2 separate regions of the Homo sapiens genome follow, and region 2 is linked to region 1. Evidence: read pairs that join two places in POLR2A ChIA-PET (ENCODE). Cell type or tissue: MCF 10A. All regions are shown on one strand.

Region 1 (4,000 bases):
CATATTATAAATGTAACGGAGGATTTTCATCAGTGGGAGTACCAGGGTGAACACCTGTTCTTCAGTAGGTTCCTAGGCAATACAGTTTTAACAATGCATGGATTGCAAAATTTTAGAGAGTAATACAAACTGTGGGAAATGCAGAGACTAGAAACAGGCCTCATTGCCATGGCTGCCATTCTTGGGTAGATCCCATCTTACCCAGGACAGGAGGATGATTTGAGCTCTACATATAATGAGGTGGGGAAGGAGGGTGGCGTTTATTTCAGGATGCTCTCTTTTGGCAGGAATGGGAGAGAAACAATCTTCCCTAAATCAGGTTAACAGATGATGAGTCTTGACTGATTTGGATGACATCTACTTAGTAATCATAAAGAGTGATAATAATAGGGTTGAATTACGGCAAGAGGTAGACATTTGCACCCACAGGGCCAATAATCCGACCCCAAAATAAACCTGAAACAGACCAGCAACTAGGGGCAGGGGACAACAGGTTCCCTGGGTAGAAATGATCAGACCTCAACATGTTGCTTCCCTCTTCAAAACACATGGAGGAGAGAATGCGGGAGAGCAGGGAGTCAGCCAGCTCTGTCCTTCCCACCTCTGGTTCCAGGGGACCTTGTCTCTCCCACAGTGTGCCTCACCCACAGAGGCAAAGTGCAGCCTACTTGAACATCTTTTTTGTAAAGCCACTGTTTTCTTGTCTGCACTGATACGTGAAGACAGTCCTGCGAAGGGAGATTTAAAGTCGCTTCTGATTTATTCGTGTTAACACACAAACAGCAAAGTGAAAGACAAAGGTAGTGTTCCAAAAATCCCGGCTGTTCCGCCCTCCCCTCAAAAGAAAAAATAAATCCTTCCTTGCTAATGAACACCCTGGAGTCTGGTAGGATGCTGTCCCCTCCTAGCTTCTGGTCCCCTTCTTTGTTTCCCCAGGGACTATAAGCGTTTCTAAAAAATTGTCAGAGTCGCTTGAGTTTTGCACCCCTATTTCATGACCATTTCCAAGCTCAGTATCCCACGACTAGAAGGACATCACACTGGGCGGGCGGGGCGGGGGCATTGGAGGGTCCTGGGCTGTCGCCTCCTCCCTGTCCCTCCTTCACACACCCAGCCCCGGGGAGTTTCGGTTTCTCAGTGCTGGGTCGGAGGCAGCCCAGGAGGAAAGGCGACGGCACAGCTCCCGTTTTCTCAATGAAGGCAGAAAGCTGCACAGCTGCTTTTAGTTCAGGCGAAGCTGGAATTCCGCGGAGCCGCACCTGGCGGCAGGCACGCCGGCCTTCGGAGGGGCCGCTCGGTGCGGCTGCAGGACCCTGCACTCAGGCAGCAGCCTCGCGGTGGCGGTGGGACCTCTCGAGCCCAACAGCTCCTTCCAGCATCTGCCCAGAAAACTGCCTTCCTCGCAGGCGCGGGAGGAGGGTTCGGGGCTCACTGTGCCCAGGCCCCCAGGCCTGGCCGCGCCCAAGTGGCCCCCCGCGCCGAGGGCAGGGCTCGCGCCCCTGCCCCCGTCCACCCCCCTCCCGCCCCCCCTCCAGCCTAACCCTCCCCCCGCCCACCCCCTTCCCGCCCCCCTCCAGCCTACCCCTCCCCCCGCCCACCCCCTCCTCCCGCCTCCCCCCCAGCCTACCCCCTCCCCCCGCCCACCCCCCTCCTCCCGCCCCCCTCCAGCCTACCCCTCCCCCCACCCATCCCTCCTCCCGCCCCCCTCCAGCCTACCCCTCCCCCCACCCATCCCTCCTCCCGCCTACCCCTCCCCCCACCCATCCCTCCTCCCGCCCCCCTCCAGCCTACCCCCCCCCCCAGCCTACCCCTCCCCCCGCCCAGCCCTCCTCCCGCCCCCCTCCAGCCTACCCCTCCCCCCGCCTGCTCCTCTCTCCTCCCCTCGCCCCAGCGCGCCCATCCCGGGCAAAGGCACCCGGCCCCAGCTGCGCAAACACCAGGCTGAGGGGCACCCGAGTGACCCTCGGCCGACGCGGGGGGCGCGGGATGCCGGGTGCGGGCGAGGGTGTGTTTGGTTTGGGACTCGCCCTTTGACACCTGTCAGTCCTGCCTGGAGCTGCAGCTGTGGGGCCCGGGCTCGGTGGATCCCTTTTCAAAGAAACCCATGCTGGCCCCCCGCAGCCGCCGCCAACCCTCCCTGTCGGCGCCTTTAAACTGCCACAGTCCCTTCCACCCCGTCGAAAACCCCTCCAGGCCGCAGTGGGCAGCTGGGTGGGGAGAAGCGCACAGCGGCGCCGCCGTCCCGGCCCAGCCTGGTCTCCGCGCGAGCGCCTGAGGCCTTTCTGGACCGCCCGGCCAGGCCCTCTCTGCAGACAGGGACCAAGTCGGCTGCCTGTGGGGGCTGAAAACATCTCTGGGAAGCGACGCACTCGGTGCCATCAGCTTCCCCAGTTAGAAGCCTCCTTTCTGCTTAGAGCACGGTTCCCGCCAGTGCGGGAAGCATGGGGCTGCGTGGCCAAAGGGCCCTGGTCACCCTGCGCCTCCCCTGCCTGCGAGTGAGCCCGGGGGGTGAAAGCTTCGACCATCCCGGGGTGGACTCTAAGCCTTTTAGCTATGGATAAAGAACCTAACCAGGTCCCCTCTAGAATTGTGCCTTAGATTCTTGACCCCACATAAATTCTCAAAAACAATCGGAAAGTCCCACCCCCAATAGATAAAGATGCGTTCCTAGGGTCCCCCAGGGTGTAGCCCGCTCATTCTGAAGCATCCCTAAGGAGAAGCATCTGTGCCCATTCTGGTTCCCCTGTTGCACAGTTTCACAAAGCTGGTATTTTTTCTGCCTCAGGGAATGTGTTTTCACACACAAAATACAAAGCTAAACTAGACTGTCTTGGATCAACGCACATACTTTCAAGCTCAGTAAGAAACCCTAATTTTGCACGGGAGAAAATGGGGCCCCACAGTGTGTCTTTACATATTCCTTAGTGGCAGACGTGGGTCTGAAACCCAGAGGTTCCAGCTCCCAGCTCAGAATTCTTTCAGTTGTAACACAGTGATCCGGAGAGTGCAGAGCCAAACATACCATGCCCTGAACTCAGTTGAACCATTCAGATAATCGTCTCAATTCACTTTTATTACAATGGTCGTCAGATTCCCCATGCGGATAAATGGTTTCCGCCGCTATAAGAATTTGTCTCTTGTACGTCCTGCTTCACTCAGGACTAGCTTTTTCTAGAGGAGACTACAACGCCCTGGGAGACGTGCATGTGCGTATCTAGACCCTTCAGCTTCCACGTATCAGGCGATGCAGCCCCCTACAGGGACGGTGACACTGTTTGCTCTCACTCCGCAGCGTGCCAGATACAAACCCCCGCAAGGGCCACAGGCAGAATGATGCTTAGGAAGGGGTCTGCAGAGGCCGGGCGCGGTGGCGCACGCCTGTAATCCCAGCACTTTGGGAGGCCAAGGCGGGTGGATCACCTGAGTTAGGAAGTTCAAGACTAGCCTGACCAACATGGAGAAACCCCGTCACTACTAAAAATAAAAAATTAGCCGGGCGCGGTGGCGCACGCCTGTAATCCCAGCACTTTGGGAGGCCAAGGCGGGTGGATCACCTGAGTTAGGAAGTTCAAGACTAGCCTGACCAACATGGAGAAACCCCGTCACTACTAAAAATACAAAATTAGCCGGGCATGGTGGCGCACGCCTGTAATCCCAGCACTTTGGGAGGCCAAGGCGGGTGGATCACCTGAGTTAGGAAGTTCAAGACTAGCCTGACCAACATGGAGAAACCCCGTCACTACTAAAAATACAAAATTAGCCGGGCATGGTGGCGCACGCCTGTAATCCCAGCACTTTGGGAGGCCAAGGCGGGTGGATCACCTGAGTTAGGAAGTTCAAGACTAGCCTGACCAACATGGAGAAACCCCGTCACTACTAAAAATACAAAATTAGCCGGGCGCGGTGGCGCACGCCTGTAATCCCAGCACTTTGGGAGGCCAAGGCGGGTGGATCACCTGAGTTAGGAAGTTCAAGACTAGCCTGACCAACATGGAGAAAC
Region 2 (4,000 bases), 190 kb before region 1:
ACCTGAGGAGCCCAGCCTTTCCAAAATGGAAATGCAGCTGGCGACATGAAGAACAGAAACACCAACTGCATGGGGCCTGGAAAGGCATCTCCCCTTTACTCCACCATCATCACAGCTTTCCCGAGGAGAGAGGGAATGGTTGAGGCCATTTGACTATTGTTTTTCACCAGGACCACCTCCCACCCGATGGAGGCCACAGGCTCAGCTGACGTCCTAACTATTGACGGTCATCTTTGACACACACATCATATGTGGTGGGTCAGCTGTGGAAGTAGGGGTGGAAGTAGGGATTTCTTGTAAGACATGCCCTGGCAGCTCCCAAAGAAACAAAGGGCAAATGCTGCTTTCTCCGGAGTTGTGGAGAAGCATCTTCAAGCCTGTAGCCCTCTCCTGAAGCCAGATGAAGGACAGGTGTTCCAACCGCATGTTTTTATGACGCTGAGTTTGGATCTGTTTTTCTCCAGACTCACACTGAAACCCTTCCTCCAAGGGCTCTCAGCCCAACAAGATACTGGAAAAGAGGTTTGAACCCAGCTCCTCTAGTTCCCTATTGGCCTAACTGTTTAGTCAGAGCTGCCAGCACCATCGTTTCTGGAAGGAGCTCCTGGTGGTGAGGCTGTGCTAGAACCTGGAGAGAAGGGGCCCTTTGCCTCACCAGCAACACAGCTTGAATCCCAGCAGATGAAGGAGATCCATGCAGTCATCACCGGGTGTTCTCTGCAGCCTCGGTGACCCTCAGGGGAGCTTCCCGGAAAGGCAGGCGCTGCCCTGGAGCCTCTTTAGCAGGAGCTGAGCACGTCAAGTCTCAAGTGTGAGCTTTAAGTTTGGCCTGAGCTATTCAGCTGTAGCCACTTAAACAGAGAAAAACCTGACAACTCGTCACTAAGGCAATAAGTCAAAAAGCAACTTTTGTAAAAACCTAGTGACATAAATGCTCTACAGGGCAAATCAGATACTGCGGCAAATACAGAAGTAAGGCCCACAGCTACTGCCCAGAGCAAGCTCTCCTACACCTGCTAAGCCCCCTCACCCAACCCTCTGAGGCGGGGCCAAAACCTGTGGCCAGACCCAGGAATTCTGGTCGTTCCTTGATGGAGGCCAGAGACCTGGCCAAGGTCGTTAGAGTAGACTCCGTGGAAGCACAGAGTAGAATCTAAAAGCAACTTAGATTTGGATCTTCGGGAACAAGTAAGTGCACCTCAGATCTGGACATAAGCCCTTTCTGGTAGCACTGTTTTCTAGAAAGAAGACTGTACTAAAGTTCTGGATAACTCTCTCCCTGCCCCCAGTGACGTCTCAGAGCAGCCTCATGGACTGACTTGACCAGGCTCCCAGGCCCCCTGCCTCCAGCCCAGCTGTCCTTCCCTCTGTCCCCAGGGCTCAGTGTCTCTCTTTCTCTCTCTCCTTCTTTCTCTCTCTCCAACTGTTGTTTCCTGCTCTTCTACTTTCTCCATCTTCCTCCCTCTCATCTTTCCTTCTCTCTTATCTCTCTCTTCCTTTCACTCTCTATCTTTTTGGCTCTCTCCTGCCTATCCTCCCTTCCCTCTCCTCCTCTCTATCTCTTCATCTCTCTCTCCTCTCCCGTCTCTGTCCGTGTGTGTGTGTCTCTCTCTCCCCAACTCACGTTTCTCCCCTCCCCCACCCTGCTCCTAGTTAATGTTTCCAGTTAATTGACGTGTTGTTGGCCTCTCAGATTGGCATGATTCAACAGCCCTTCCTGGGGCTCACATGACAGGTCCTGCATGTTAGTCACAGAGCACTAAGAATGCCCCAGAGGAGTGGAGACCACAGACAGGATTATTCTCAGCTCTGACATGCACGGCATAGCACTCAGCACTAAATAAACTTGGGAAGTGTTCACAGTGCCGCAGTGTGTATATAGCACTGCAGCCTCCAGGCCAGAATAATTACACATGGACTTACAGTTTAGTTTACATTTAGAATACAGAAGGGACAAAATTCTTGCCTTAAGATCTATTTTCAGTGTTGACTTAGATTGAGACTTATGAGAGATGTGTCTAGGGCAGGGGGGTGCGTGCATGTTCACAGAGACCTAGAGGACCTACCTGGCCTCTGAAATGTTCTCACCTCAACCCTAAATGTACACCTGCTTCTACAATTAGAAGTTCATCACTTGGGCTTAAAAATTAAACGTAAGGGTGTGGGTGGGGGGCAAGGACGGCCTATCTCCCACCAAGATGTAAAAACTCCTATTTCATCAAACGCTTCTTTTTCAGAATAAAAGCATCCCCCTGATCTTTTACTGAGATTTGCTTTTTCCAGCAATGTCAGCAGTCAGGCCTGCACACTTCATGCGTGAGACAACAGGCTCCATAAGGGGGGAGTGGGCAGTCCAAGGCCAGCAGGTTTAGGGAAAGCAGGTCTCCTGACACCCCCAGCAGGCATTTTCCATCATAGCACATTGCACGTGGATTTGATAGCTCAATCAAAACATGCCATAGAAAAGATACAATTTATAAACGATAATGCCTAGAAGTAGATTCCTGAGGTAGGAATATCACTAAAATTTGATAGTTCAAAAGAGTGCAAAGGACTTCCAGGTTCTGGTAGCAGAATAGCAGCTCCTATCAGACTAAATCTCTTGGAAGTAACAGCTATAAACACTAGTCAAAATATTTTTAAAAAACAACTATCTGGAGGCACTGGAGAGAAGCAGGCAGAAGTAAGGGGAGTCCACACTTGGAGGAAGGCACCACACTAGAGAGACAGTGTTTGGAGTTTCCGTCCAGTTTAGTTAACTGTCTGCTAAAATGGAAATTCAATACTCTGCAGAGAAATATACCATAATTCAGAACCTCTACAGCAAATCATTTGCAACATCCAGAACAGGATCCAAAATCAGATATTCGAAGAAACTGAAGGGGAGTTTCAATGAAGATTGACCCAGAATCACCTAGATGTTGTAATGAACAGATAAGGATTTTTAAGCTCAGCTCTGGGACATAAAGGAAATTATACTTGTAATTAATGAACAACTAGGAAAGCACAGCCAAATGGAAATTCTAGATCTGAAAATACAATATCTAAAATGAAAATTTTACTAAATGGGCATAACGGGAGAGTGCAGAGGTCAAAAGAAAGATTCAGTGAACTTGGACTTCAATCTATAGAAATTAACCAATTTGAAGAGCAAAGAGAAAAAGGGATAAAAAGAAAGCGAGCGAAGAAGCCTCAGCAACCAAACCAAAAGCTCTCAAATAGATGCAGTGCGTGCGATTAGGGTTCTAGAAGAATGTTTGAAAAGTCGTGGCCAAATATTTTCCAAATTTGCTGAGAAAGAAATTCACATATTCAAGAAGCTCAAAAGAGTACAAAAACTTTAGAGGGATAATTTATAGAACACCCATATTAAATACTTATTAATACTTCTTTCTTGGTGTATCACTAGAACAGACGATTCTGTGACTGCCTCAATGTATTACTGCTTCTAATTAGACTTGAGGTTATCACAGAAACCAACTTTCCCTCACATTCTCATCCTTTTTCTTGTTCTTATAGAATATGATCAGAACACTTTCTTTTAGAGTATAGCTGTTCCTAAATTATTTTCATTTAACATATAAGAATGTTTAAGTCTATATTTTTAATTGATACATCATAATTGTACATATTTTGGGGGTACAATGTGATATTTTGATACATGTATACAATGTATAATGATCAAATCAGGGTAATTAGCAGTTTGTCACCTCAAATCTTTATCATTTATTTGTGTTTGTAACATTCGAAATCCTCTCTTCTAGCTATTTGAAAAAATACAATAAATGGTTGTTTACTATAGTTACCCTACAGTGCTGCAGAACACTAGAACTTATTCCTCCTCCCTAGCTGTAATTTTGTATTAATTAACCAACTTCTCCCTATCCAATCTCTGCTGCTACCCGTCCTAGCCTCCAGTAACCACTAGTCTACTCTCTGCTCCTAGACATTTTTGTTGTGTTTTTTTTTTTTGAGACAGTCTTACTCTGTCACCAGGCTG

What was found. Peaks named below come from ENCODE experiments on the same cell type or tissue, not always from the same donor. Only the 100,000 strongest peaks of a DNase experiment are listed, where the experiment ranks them.
Region 2: POLR2A ChIA-PET joins it to region 1 with 5 read pairs; 3 of 35 experiments call an interaction of 5 or more read pairs at or near these places.

Annotation. Positions count from the first base shown.
Region 1 is chr6:1,315,434-1,319,433 of GRCh38, forward strand. No RefSeq gene overlaps it. Among named protein-coding and RNA genes, the nearest start is that of FOXQ1, 5.3 kb to the left of the region's middle. In MCF 10A, no CTCF peak of the experiment used is centred here; no DNase peak of the experiment used is centred here.
Region 2 is chr6:1,130,166-1,134,165 of GRCh38, forward strand. No RefSeq gene overlaps it. Among named protein-coding and RNA genes, the nearest start is that of LINC01622, 31 kb to the left of the region's middle. In MCF 10A, no CTCF peak of the experiment used is centred here; a DNase peak (open chromatin) is centred at 1,706.